Regions from separate parts of the Homo sapiens genome. Here region 2 is linked to region 1. A link is a contact called in ENCODE Hi-C or POLR2A ChIA-PET data. All regions are on one chromosome and are shown on one strand. The core of a region is the stretch at or near the end of the contact, and the rest is flanking DNA. Distances in the headings are between cores, read along the strand shown.

What was found. A loop is a pair of places that touch in the nucleus more often than their neighbours do. ChIA-PET counts read pairs that join two places held with the same protein, here RNA polymerase II (POLR2A). Pooled maps may share reads with other maps.
Region 2: a loop to region 1 is called in a pooled map, with 3 times the contacts of the local background. The contact joins two enhancer-like sites. A Hi-C loop is called at or near these places in 2 of 168 maps with a recorded cell type or tissue (PC-9 and natural killer cell) and 13 of 50 pooled maps. POLR2A ChIA-PET finds 5 or more read pairs at or near these places in 2 of 52 experiments (MCF 10A and activated CD4-positive, alpha-beta memory T cell).

What each region holds. Positions count from the first base shown.
Region 1 is chr2:28,273,446-28,280,466 of GRCh38, reverse strand. All of the region lies in intron 10 of BABAM2 (BRISC and BRCA1 A complex member 2), which reads right to left. LOC124907745 (a long non-coding RNA gene) reads left to right here. Exons shown (of 2, transcript XR_007086254.1): 1 at 1-7,021. Among named protein-coding and RNA genes, the nearest start is that of BABAM2-AS2, 34 kb to the left of the region's middle. RefSeq lists enhancers at 3,832-5,031, 5,630-5,739. Within about 2 kb of position 5,391, at least 17 of the 41 ENCODE cell types and tissues checked have a DNase peak (open chromatin) inside an H3K27ac peak, as active enhancers do.
Region 2 is chr2:28,441,642-28,448,432 of GRCh38, reverse strand. It overlaps LOC102723530 (a long non-coding RNA gene), which reads left to right. Exons shown (of 2, transcript NR_187669.1): 2 at 1-1,670. Among named protein-coding and RNA genes, the nearest start is that of FOSL2-AS1, 50 kb to the right of the region's middle. Within about 2 kb of position 2,657, at least 3 of the 41 ENCODE cell types and tissues checked have a DNase peak (open chromatin) inside an H3K27ac peak, as active enhancers do.

The DNA.
Region 1 (7,021 bases), core at 4,142-6,641:
CATGAGTATTCTTGACCATGGGACTCTAGACCACTGAGAGTTAGAGCAACTTTTAGCATGTTAAAGAATGACCTGTGGGATTTTTAAATACTTAAAAATCAGTTATGAGGCTGGGCTCAGTGGCTCACACCTGTAATCCCAGCACTTTGGGAGGCTAAAGCAGGATTGCTTGAGCCCAGGGAATTTGAGACTAGCCTGGGCAACATGGCAAGATCCCATCTCTACAAAAAATAAAAAAAAATGTGCTGAGTGTGGTGGCCTGTGCCTGTAGTCCCAGCTGCTTGAGAGGCTGAGATGGGAGGACTGCTTGAGCCCAGGAGGTCAAGGCTGCAGTGAGCTGTGTTCAAACCATTGCATTCTAGCCTGGGCAACAGATCAAGACTCCGTCTCAAAAAAAAAAAAAATTAGTTATGATTTGATATGAGACTAGGACCAAATGCGTTCTTATAAGTCAAATAAGAAAAGGTATGTGAGTTTTTACATTTACTTAAAAAGCCTCTGCCGGGCGTGGTGGCTCATGCCTGTAATCCCAGCACTTTGGGAGAGGCCAAGGCAGGCAGATCACCTGAGGTCAGGAGCTTCGGATCAGCCTAACCAACATGGAGAAACCCCATCTCTACTAAAAATACAAAATTAGCCAGGCGTGGTGGCGCATGCCTGTAAATCCCAGCTACTCGGGAGGCTGAGGCAGGAGAATCGCTTGAATCCAGGAGGCAGAGGTAGCGGTGAGCTGAGATCATGCCATTGCACTCCAGCCTGGGTAACAAGAGTGAAACTCCATCTCAAAAAAAAAAAAAAAAAAAAAAGCCTTTGAGCTGCCCTGTCTGCACTAACCCTTATGGTAAGGGGTAAGGAGTTTGAATACAGAAGTTGGGGATTTCGAGATGAAGCAAAAATGAACTCTGCCTCAGAGGGCTCATCATTTGGGAAAGTCAGTAAACAAAATAATCCCAATATAGTATGAGAAATGCTAAAACAGGAGGCTGCACGAAAGGCTGCTGGGATTTGGAGGAAGGACTGACTGGCTCCTACTCAGGCTTTATTTTGTTTCATACTGTGCCATTTTTATTTAGGAGATAATCAAAGTGGAGATAACAAAAAGCAGCTCACAAGATGGATGGCCCTGCTTTGCTGATGTGCATCACTGCTGAACTGCCTGGAGGTTTCCGGCTGACGAAACCTCAGGTCCAAGGGTAACTCTAGGCTTCACCTCCCAAGCCGCCTATTCACCTGGTGGTGGCAGAGAAAGCAAAAGGCAAACTCCTCAGTGGCTCCAAGGGGCCACTCAGGCAGCAGAACCTCTTTGCTCAGAGGAAGCCGAACTCCATACCAAGGAATTCCAACCTCTCTTCCACCGGCTCCTTCTCATCATGCTGAAGGTTCTCTCATCCTGTAAAGCAGCCTCTTGACTATCATCCCTACTAGCTATTGCCCATTTACTCTTCTTTTAATTCCCCAAATTCTCAAAAGAGGACGGGCTCACCTTCACTGTGAATGAATTCTGTGGCCCATTCACATCTGGCTTCCGCCTACTCTAAGGCATGAGTGTTTCTTTTTCTACACCATCAATGGGCACCATCATTACTGAAGCAAATGCTTTTCATGCTCCTCTCCCTTGTCACCTGCACCTCCCCAGATCCGGTCCTCTGCTGCCTTCGTGGTGCCCTCTCTCCTGGTTCTCATCTCACCCCTCTGCTGCTGATTGGTCTCCATCAGGAATCTTCAGCCCATCGCCAGCTGCTGGCCTTTCCCAGATCTGTTTTCAGTCCCCTCATATCACAGATTCATCCTGTGGGAATTCTACCAGCTCTGTGGCTTCTACTGCCACCACTTTAGTCTCACAATTTTGGCTACTTACTGAATATCTCCATCTGCTTATCACATAAACACCTCAAACTCAATATATTCAAACTCACTCACTTTCCTCCAGATTCTGGTACTCTTAAAATTTCCACTCTTTCCTTAGCTACCCTAGCTAGGAGTTATACAGTAATCTGCAATTCCTCCCTCTCCCTCACCTCCAAAATCTGAGTGTTCACCAAGTCCTTTTGATTCTACTCTGAAGTATTTCTAGAATCTCTCCTTTCCTCTTCCTCCCTATTCCCACTGTTTCAGTACCTCATATTATCTTTCCTGAACCAGTTTCCCAAGTGGTTTATCAAACCCCAGCTTCTTCCACTTGAATTCATCCTCCCCTCTGCCATTGGACTTACAGTATAATAGAGAAAATGCCACATCCCTGTTCAAAATACTCCCAAAGCTTTCCATCAGTAATAGGATATATTTTGAACGGTGTATATAAAAGGGTCTTTATAACTAGGTGCATTTCTTTCCTGTCTCATCTCCACATTATTTCCTTAACTCACTTATCCTAAAAATCAGATTTTATGAATTATTCCCAATATTTGGAATGGATTGCATCAGCCCACGAATACACTGTTCTCTCTGCCTTGGACATCCTTTCCTCTTTATCTACCTACCAGATTTCTAATTGCACTTCCAAGACTGAGCTCTAGGACATATGTGTAAAACCCTTCTGAGGGGGTTTCTACACATGTATTATGGCATTTTCCACGCAGTGTTTGCATGCCTGTCTCCCTTACCCGAGTACAAACTCCTTAGTGTAGCTATCCATTTCTGTGACCACATGGCTTAACCTAGACGTTGGTCCATAGTAGATACTCAAATGTTTGCTGAGTTGACTTGAAGGTACACAAGGCTTTTCTCCTTAACAATAGGACCAGACTTTAACCTCTGCATGCCCGAACGCTCTTGGTAATAGTGCTACAGACATAGCAGGTGAGGAACAAAACAGTCAGCTGGTTACGGAGGCAACCGTGAAGCACCAGAAGTGGTTAAAAGCAGCTGTGAAAGGGCAGGCATGGGGCGGGGTACTCTTGCTTTTCATTATACATCTTTGTGAAGTATTTGCTTTTGCAACCATGTCCATGTTTCTTTGGCAAATATAATAAACAAAATCCTTTGTTGGTTATGAATAATCTATTGATGTGTCTGCAAACTACAAGGGACCACTTTCCATATATTTAAAAGGACAGATTATGGGCCGGGAACAGTGGCTCACGTCTGTAATCCCAGCACTTTGGGAGGATGAGGCTGGAGGATCACTTGAGGTCAGGAGTTTGAGACCAGCCTGGCCAACATGGTGAAACCTGTCTGCACTAAAAATACAAAAATTAGCTAGGTGTGGTGGCGGGCACCTGTAGTCCCAGCTACTCGGGAAGCTGAGGCAGGAGAATCGCTTGAACCCAGGAGGCAGAGGTTGCAGTGAGCCGAGGTCGCCCCACTGCACTCCAGCCTGGGCGATGGAGCCAGACTCTGTCTAAAAATAAATGAATAAATGGACAGGTTACGTTCTGAGGCTTAACTCCAAACAGGCTATGTCATCAGTGTGTGTCAGTGACGAGGGAGATAGCCAAGCATGAGGCTGCACGGGGAGGGTCACTAGGCCAGCAGAGCCCTGCGCCTCAGAACAAAGCAATGGCCCTGCACAGAGAACATGGGCTCACTCTGCCGTCTGCTAATGTGTAAAGATAATGCTCATCATCTGTATGTATGTTTTGTGCAGGGTTTACTAAAAATATGAGAATACTGTAGGAAAACATGATTTTATTCCTTCTAACCCCTAACATACGTAAAGAGTGAAGGAGATGAAGCCTTTGCAAGCTATTTCTGCCAGCTTATGAAAACTAGAATTTTAATATTTTAGGCAGAAGATTTTCATATATACGAACACATATATGTACATGTATTTGGTTAAAGGAAGTGGGCCTTAGTGCTGGGGCATCCAAGTGTAGAAAGGGTGAGGCTGAGATTTCTATTGAGGACAATTTAGTACTTGGGTTGTGAGCCAAACACGAAGAAGGTGGGCACTGTGATGTGTACCAGCAGGCTCAATGGGCACGTTACCCAGCGTGGATCACAGGTCGATTCTTTCAAAGGCCAGAGATGAAGATAAATCAGTCTTTGCTAAAAACATCCCACGGCTGCGCGTTACAAAGGCATATTTTGCTTCAGTATGTAATTTCCTCACTACTTAACTATAAAAGTGTATCAGAATTGAATTCTAGGGCTTTTTCTAAATGAGAGCTGAGTCACAGGTATCTCGGTGCTGTGTCTGCAGACTAAAGTGGATGACTCACATCTGTAAAATTCTGAGAGAAAGTACCAACCGACCCCTTGCTTAGTCATCTTTTGCATGGATGCTGGGTTCATGAGCTCTGTAAACTATAATGAGCGATCTAGCCTTTTACCATCTCTTTATTCTTTTCTAAACAGTACAAATTACATCTCTAAAAATAACTTCATCTACGCAAGTGAGTCACTTCAACCTAACAAGCTTCCACAAGTTACTCAGCTAAATTGTACTATTTACTGTGAAGGTAAAAATCTTGTTGTCATATTAGTCCCATTTTTTTCTTTCTTTCTTTTTTTTTTTTTTGAGATAAAAATTTGGTAGACTTGGAAAAGGGAGGAGGTTTCAGCAAATGTTTTAAAAAACATATGATTTACTCCTAACCTCTCACATGGGCAGGGGTTGTGATGGGGCTGGAGGAAGGAATTCTTTGAAAACTATTTCTAACAGCGCATGAAAATCAGAATTTTAATATTTCAGGCTGTAGCTTAAGCAAAGACTCTGCAATTTTCTTTGTGTGAGCCCATGCGTAAGCTGTCCTCTCTGCGGGATGTTTATTGGCTGTTGGAAGAGATATATATCAATAATTCTATTTGCTTTAAAATCCTGATCTGTGAAATTATGACATTTTTGACGAGAGACCCAGCCACGCTAATAAATGCATATGTATTAAATACTAATCTTTGCTCTTCCAGGAGCTGATCACTCACCACACCCTGAATTCTCTAGACACACAACTAAGCTTTGGTACTCCACCCGTTTACTGTGTAGCTTTCCAACCCCGAGGCCTGCCTGCTGGTCTTTAGCTTGCCTTTCCTGGCCTGGCATTGTCAGCTCTCAGCAGCCCCACCCCAGGCCTATCCCAGTTAGGCAATAGGTACAATGGAGGCAAGAGCAGGTGACCTGCATGAGGCTTATACCTTCACAACCTGGGCAGCAATACTGAAATATCAAAGCACTGTTAATCCACACTCTAGCCTCAGTCAAAGTGGACTAGAAGGATTTCTCATTCATGTTTGGCCAGGAATGAAATTACTAATACCAACAGGCCTAGAAAGTTTCCACTGCTGTTTCAGCTTCTCCTTTAAGACATCAGATCCGTTGGCTTCATCCAAATGGCCACGTGAACAACCTTTCCCTGTGCATGGGGGTGCTTTAGAAGAGGAAAATGAAATCACTGGTCCATCTGAAAATTCCCCAGGAAATGGACTGCAAAGCCTACTTCCTGACTCCAACGAAGGCAGAGGCTGAGTCATCTAATCCCTCCCGACTAGTATTCACTTGACTTGCACCAAGTAGGTCAGCTGGAGTCGTCTGAATTCTGCTCTCTGTCCTCGTAAGCAGCCACCCCCTGCAGTGGAGCTACTGGAGCATGCTGGGTCTGGTCTCTTCTGCGAGGTCTTCACTCAGCCTCAGCCCACAAAGTTGATGTTACATAACCTCTCCTAAGTTTCTCTTTTCTCATTTGCAAAATGGGAAGAGTCACACCATTTACCTCTCAGGGCTGTGACGATGAAAAGGGACACTGTACATGCAAGTGCTACACAGACTTCAAGGTGCTCTGACCACTCAGCTCTCCCATTTCAGCAAGTGGTTACTGAGCTCTTGTCTAGTGCCTAACACCGGGCCAGGCGCTGTGCATAACAAAGAGTTAAAACATGGTTTAGAAGCCTGGGCAACATGGCAAAACCCTGTCTCTACTAAAAACACAAAAAATTAGCTGGGCATGGTGGGTGCACCTGTAGTCCCAGCTACTGGCATAGGGGGTTGAGGTGGGAGGATTGCCTGAGTCTAGGAGGTTAAGGCTGCAGTGAGCCAAGATCGCACCACTGCATTCTGGTCCTGACAACAGAATGAGATTCTGTCTCAAAAAACAAAACAAAACATGGTTTAGATTTAGTCCTGGACCTCAGTAAGCAAATTAAGCAGAATAATGAAGCAAATACATATGACAATTAAGGAACCATTCAAGATAACAGATCTCATAATTACGTTATTTGGATCAAGTGTTATTCAGGTGGGAGTGCTCGGTTAGACAGTGAAGCTGAAGACAGCTTTTAAGAAATGGTGCAAGAAAGATGAGGAGGTCAAGGAGAAAAAGCAAGAAGGGTCAACAAAGAGGCCAAGGCTGAGTGGGAGAGAAAGCTGGATGGGGAAGGTGAGCCTGTCTACTGGGGAAGGCCGCCAGATAAAGGTGGTGTCTTGAAATGATTAATGTGGTGGCAAGGCCCAAGAGCCACAGACAAACCAGCTGGCCAGTGAGCTAGTCCTGGAGGTGACAGGTTATAAGCAAGGGTGAAGGCACGGGAGTGGCAAACACAGGAATGAGTAACACCTTGCATTTCTATAGCACATGACGCCTTCCCCTTTGCTTTCATGTGATTTAATCCTCACAAACCTCCATGAGCTAGGCAGGGTAAGTGTCAATCTCATTTCACAGACGAGGAAGCTGAATCTCGGAGCCACTGCGTGGTGAGGCTGAGAAGTTAACCCAGTTTCCTGACTAAGATGGGTGCTCCTTTGACTGCCTGTGTAGCCTCCACACTTGCTGGGTATCAGATTTACCCATGAAGCTGTTTTATTTTTTATTTTTTTTGGAGACAGTCTTGCTCTGTTGCCCAGGCTGGAGTGCAGTGGTATAATCTCGGCTCACTGCAACCTCTGCCTCCCAGGTTCAAGCAATTCTCGTACCTCATCCTCCCAAGAAGCTGGGACTACAAGTCCATGCCACTACATGCAGCTAATTTTTGTATTTTTAGTAGACACGGGGTTTCACTATGTTGGCCAGGCTGGTCTCGAACTCCTGACCTCAAGTGATCCTCCCACCTCGGCCTCCCAAAGTGCTGGGATTAGAGGCGTGAGCCACTG
Region 2 (6,791 bases), core at 1,408-3,907, 170 kb before region 1:
ATACTCACTGAGATCATCAAAACCAGAATTATTTGGTAATAGCTGCTGGGTTTACTGGATGCCCTCTGGGATCTGTAAAATCTCTATTCCTCAGAAACAGGAAGTTTCAACAAGAGGAAGGAGGCTGGTTGCAAAAATCAAAATTTGAATCTTCTCCACCTATTGGAGAGCCCAGCGTTCATGGCACTTCCTTCAGCCAGTTAACAAATGTGGATTCGGTGCCTACTGTGTGCAGGAACTGGGGACAGAGATGATTTTTTAAGGGGCTCTGAATGAGTTTGCTGAGGCTGTCAGAAGAGAATACTGTACATCAGGTGGCTTCAACAACAGAAATTTATACTTGCACAATTCTGGAGGCTGGAAGACTGACAGGGGCCAGCAGGGGTCCTTTCTTTTAAGTCCTCTCTCTTTGGCTTGGAGATGGCTGCCATCTTGCTGTGTCTGCCCATGGTCTTCCCCCTGTGTCTGTTTGGTTCTAATCACTTCTTGTAAGGACACCAGTTACATTTAATTTAGTCCCCCCCAATGACATCATGTTAACTTAATTACCTCTTTAAAGACCCTGTCTCCAAATACAGTTGCATTCTGAGGTTCTGGGGGGTTAGGACTTCAACATATACATTTGGAGGAGTGGGGCGCACAATACAGCTCAATGTAGCCTCTGATCTCAAGTCATTTTCCCATGTCAGGCTTTCTCTTTGGTCACCATCTGAGGTTAGCGTCTGCAGTGAGGTGGTCGAGGTGCCTGTTCTGGGCTGTTGCAGGTTTTCTAAGGCAGGATGATTTGGTGAAATGGCCACCACACCATCAGATCTGAACTCTTGTTCTGCCCCCTTCACTAGCTGGGTGGTATAGCCTGAGTTATGTAACCTCCAAAGCCTCAGTTTCCTCATCAATATACTGAGAATAATCATTTCTGCCTCGAAATGGGAGTTATTTTCCCAGGTGTGTTTCCTGCAGGGTTTCCTCCTCCAGTGAACCAAGGATGTCTTCTCATGGCTCTATGGGAAGAAGTGGGCTGGGAAACGCAAGAAAGGAAGACACAGGGTTAGAGGTCAGGTCCCTCAGCCAATCCATAGCCAAAATGCCTGACTGCTAGTACTTAACTCCTTAGGCTTGGGCCTCTTGGGAGCTGATGCTTGGTCAACTCCCACTGTCTGGGCAGACCCACCCACAGACTCTCCATCCTACCGGGGTTCCCCTGGCTCTCTCCCCTGTGACTTCCTTGGAAAAGGTTCTCCTCTGAAGGCAGCCAGCTCTCCTGGGTCAAGTCCCAGGCTAGGAGGAGGGGAAAGTGACCTGGAACTGAGCATCCCCCAGGAGTACCCACGGCCAGGACCTCTGTAAGAGTGTGGTCTAGGAAGGCAAGGGACAATTGTTGGGTCCAGGCTGAGCCCACTTGCTGAAAGATGATCTTGGATAGAAAACAAGTCGAAAGGCTAACAGAGCCCTCTGTTTAGAGGAAGCCCTCACAGTTCAGGGATGTAGGGGCTGGACTAGTCATTAAGGGACCTGGGTTCAAATCCCAGCTCCAATAGTTGCCTGTGATAGGACACTAGCAGCTTACATGACTGCCCTGAGCTTCAGTTCCTTGGCTATAAAATGGAGATAACAATACCTAACTTGTTCCCCTCAAAGGCTCAAAATGGAATAAAGTGCTGGGCAAATATGAGTACATACTTTATTGTATTGCATTGTAGTTGAGACAGAGTCTCACTGTGTCACCCAGGCTGGAGTGCAGTGGCACAATCATGGCTCACTGCAACCTTGACCAGCTGGGCTCAAGCAATCCTCCCACCTCAGCCTCCTGAGTAGCTGGGACCACAGTTGTGTGCCACCACCCCCAGCTAATTTTTCAATTTTTTTTAGGGCTAGGGTCTCACTATGTTGCCCAGACTAGTCTCAAACTCCTGGGCTCAAGCGATCCTTCCGCTTCGGCCTCCCTAAGTGCTGGGATTACAGGCTTGAGCTACTGTGCCCTGTCTGAATGTATATTTTATTAATAAGTAAAAAAAGTGCCCACTTGGCCTCCGTCCTCTGAGCCAGCACACCTTCTCAGCTCCTGGGAATGAAGGGAGAAGTCCTTGTTGCTTTGGTTTCCAGTTTCTTTAAGCTGCCAGTATTCTACACATACACACACACACACACACACACACACACACACACACACACACACACCCCATTGGGAGCAGATTAAGGAGACATCTCTTCTCAAAAAGAAGAGCATTTCCAGCTTTGGAGTAAGAAGAATTAGGGCTCCTTCTGGGCCACATCACCTCTTCAGCATCATCCCACCCCCAGCTGGAGCCCTCTCTCCCTCCCTCCCTGAATTACTCACACTCTTGGAAACATGACTGATGACTTCGGGATGAGTAAGAGGCTCTTGCGTGTCATGGTTTGACTGCTGGGAGGGTGAATGAGTTCAGTGCTCCCTTGAGCAAGGCCACCGCGGACCTGCACCAGGGGTCCAGGCCACAGGACCCCAGAGGGGAGTTAGGCTTCATTTAGCAATGAACTAAAAGTCCTGACCCATTCCCCCTTCTTCCAAGCCCCTGAGTGGTGATGCCCTCTCAGTGTGGAGTGACAGCCCCAACACCTTTCTGGGCTGCCCAGGTAGAGGGTGCAGGGGCTCCTTCTGAGCTCCAGGTGAGTGCATTCCTCAGACCCAGGCACTCCTGGCCTCAATCCAGCAGAGCCAGGCCCAGGGGCAGCTCTGAAATTGGCAGCCAGCGTTGGTTGCTGTGGAAGGTCCCTAATCCTGGGGCCCACTCTGCAGGGTGCGTGTGTGTAGTGGGTGTGTGTGTGTAGTGGGTGTGTGTGTTTATACTCTCGTGGACACCCTAATCCACAATGTCAGTCAAGCAAATATTTTTGGTCTGTTTTCCATTTTCCATGTGTCTCATTTCAGAACATTTGGTGGACATGGGATCACAGCAAAGGAAGGTATTTATTCAATGCATTTTGAAGTGTCTTTTTTACATTCTTGGAGTTACTGTGCAAGGTGAACATGCTAACATAAGCAAAACAACATGCGAACTAGACTTTCCTGGCATGCAATAAATAGGGCTGAAGCATCAGTTTCCCCATACCTAAAGTGGGTTTAGTCAGAACACAGATGGCATGGAAAATAACGCTAGGACTGTGAAGCATGAGGCAGCCCCACCTCAATGTCCTCTGCACCCGGCACAAGACAGTGTCCTCACTTGGAGCCTTAGCTTCCCAAATAGTCACTGCTGTGTGAGAGATGGGGCTTACCCTCAAACTTTGCTCCATGCAGATCTTGAGGACTGAATGTCCGTTGAGTTGCTCAAGATGAAAGTGACGCATCAAGAGGCAGGACTTGATTAAAGCATTGCAGGACAGAGGAATAGAACTCAGAGGAACCCATTATGAAGCTGAGTTGCTTGATGGCACTGTGATATCCCAAACACAGGGCTGAGAATAAGTGAGGCAGGGAAGCCTACTGGCCCAGGCTCTCCCAGTTCCTCCCCACCAGCTCCTCTCCCAGCGGAATGGGTGGTTCCCTCCTCATCACCACTCTGTATTAACATTAGGCTTAGTCCTTAAAATGTAGGGTGTTAGAAGTTCCATATAAAGCTGGAATAAACCTTAAGTAACTAACTCAGATGTTCAAAAAATATTACCTTCTTTCCCTTCCTATAACTCAGATGAGATACCTCACCACCAGAATGGCAGAAAATTACCCAGTCAATGCAGGTTTTCCTGCTCACTCTTCTCAGTGTTGGGAGTGATTTTCTAGGAGGTTCACCAAGAGCTAAGGAATTGGGGAGACTTTCCTCATGCAGGCCTCTGCTGGGATGGCTGCTGTTCTGATCTTACAGATCCTTCAGTGTGCACCTCTCTCCGGGTCATACTAAGGGTCTAGAATTCATGCTGCTGCTCCCGCACTGATCAGAGCCAGGGGAGGCTCTACAAGCCTTGTCTGTCCCCTCTGTGAGATCTGGCTGGCTCCTGAGACCCTAACCCAAGATATAGGGGTGCGGAGCTGCTCTCTAATTCCCTCCCGTTCTTCTCTCTCCTCCCCACCTAGGGGATTTTTCTCTAGTCTTAGAAGGGTGGTTGGCTGGAAGCGGGAGTGGGAGCTGCTCTCTATCATCTGTTTTCTCCAAACTTTGTGACTCTGTTCCTTTTAGGACTTGGGCTTTGAAACCAAAGCCAGAAAGGCACCCCTTTTTTCTGCCTTGTATCCTGTTATATCCACTTCCCCCTTGGTAATCAGCTCAGAACTGGTGGTGAAAAGGGCAAAGAATAAATACTGGGAGGAATGGGCTGATATTTCAAAAATATGCTGCACAGGCTGGGCACAGTGGCTCATGCCTGTAATCCCAGCACTTTGGGAGGCCAAAGCGGGTAGATTGCTAGAGCCCGGAAGTTCAAGACCAGCCTGGCAACATGGCGAAACCCCATCTCTAAAAATATACAAAAATTAGCCAGCTACGGTGGTGTGCATCTGTAGTTCCAGCTATTTGGGGTGCTGAGGCAGGAGGATCGTTTGAGCCTTGGAGGTCAAGGCTGCAGTGAGCTATGATCATCCCACTGCACTCCAGCCTGGGCAACAGAGTGGGACCCTGTCTCAACAAAACAAAACAACAAGAACAAAATATGTATATGCAGTACCCCATGGAGCATCCGTCTTCACTACCTGAATTAGAACTTGCTGTAAAGCTATTGTAATCATGACAATAAGATATTGGTGTCAGAATAGACAAGGAGATCAAGGAAACAGAATAGAAAGCCTAGGAGTGAGACCATGTGTATGTGCTCAACTGACTCCCAACAAAGGCACCAATGTGATTCAATGGGGGAAAGGAAAGTCTTTTTAATTTTAAATGATGCTAGAACATCTGGATATTAAAAAATGAGCATTGACCCTTACCTCACATCATACTCAAAAATTATTTTGCACCAGGCACAGTGGCTCATGCCTGTAATCCCAGCATTTGGGGAGGCCAAGGCAGGCGGACCGCTTGAGATCAGGAGTTCAGACCAGCCTGGCCAACATGGCGAGACCCTGTCTCTACAAAAAATACAAAAAATTAGCTGGGCCTGGTGGCATGCACCTGTAGTCCCAGCTACTTGGGAGGCTGAGGTGGGAGGATGGCTTGAGCCCAGGAGGTAGAGATTGCAGTGAGCCCAGAATGCGCCATTGCACTCCAGCCTGGGTAACAGAGCCAGCCAGACCCTGTCTAAAAAAAAAAAAAAAAAAAAAAAATAGATGGATTATAGACCTAAACAAAAAATCTAAAACTATAAAGCTTCTAAAAAAGAACAGAAGAGAGAATTTTCATGACTTTTGGGTAGGCAAAGTTTTCTTAAACAGATCACACACAAAGAAAAACAATCACAAACTATTAAAAAATGAAATAATTTGTAGATTGGACATTATCAATTTTTTGTTGTTTTAAACTCTTTTGTTGGTTTTTATTTGATTTTTTTTTTTTTTTTTTTTGTAGAGATAGGGTCTCCCTGTGTTTCTCATGCTGGCCTGGAACTAACTCCTGGCCTCAAGCCATCTTCCCACCTCAGCCTCCCAAAGTATTGGGATTACAGGTGTGAGCCACCACACCTGGCCATTTTTGTTTTCTTTTTCTTGGAAAGACGTTTTTAAGAAAATAGGCAAGTCAGTCTGTGAAAAAAATATTCACACAAAACATATATCTGACAAAGTTCTGGTATCTAGAATATATAAATACTCACAAATCAAGAATAAAATGATTTTTTAAAGCCTAATAAATAAAAGGGAGCAAAGGACATGAACAGACACGTCACAAAAGAACATTACAAAGGGCCAGTAAACAAATGAAAATTGCTCAGCCTCATTGTGCTTAATCAGGAGATGCAAATTAAAACCACAGCAGTAACATTTCACACCCACTCGAATGGCTAAGCTGAAAATGACCAACAATAGCAAATGCTGGTGAGGACGTGAAGCAACTGTAACACACACTGGTGAGGGCACAAAATGGTACAACCATTTTGGAAAACAGTTTGGCAGATTCTTAGAAAGTTAAACATACACCAACCCTATGATTCACCAATTCCACAACCAAGTATTGCCCCAAGAGAAATAAAAACAGATTTTCACCCAAAAAACAACTTGTCCAAAAATATCCATAGCAGTTTTATTCCTTTATTAGCAAAAATTGGAAATTACCCACATGACCATGAACAGGTAGATAAGTAGATAAATACATTGTGGTTTCTTCATACAATGGAACACTACTGAACAATAAAAATGAACAAACAATGCAACATGGACAAATGTCAACACTGTGTGGAAGAAAGAAGCCAACACAAAAGAGTGCATATGAGATGATTCCAAAAAGGATCTGTGATGATAGAAATCAGAACGTTGGTTGCCTCAGGGTGGGGTTGGAGATTGATGAAGAAGGTAAAAAGGCAACCTAGTGGAGTGAAGCAAATATGCTATATCTTGATTGGAATTGTGGTTGCATGGGTGTACACGTCTGTCAAAACTCAGTGAGTTTTACACTTAAGATCGACGCATCTCAGTGTCTCTAGAGTACACCTCAAAAACAAACAAACAAACAAAAAAACAAATAAAACACACACACACAAAAACAGTTGCCAGGGGCAGAAGAGAGGGGAAAATGGGGAGTTTTTGTTTAATGGGTACAGAGTTTCAGTTTCCTAAGATGAAAAAGCGATTGGTTGCATACAATGTGAATATACTTAATGTGACTGAACTGTACTCTTAAGATGGAAGAGATAGTACATTTTATGTTATGTGTATTTTATTACATTTTAAA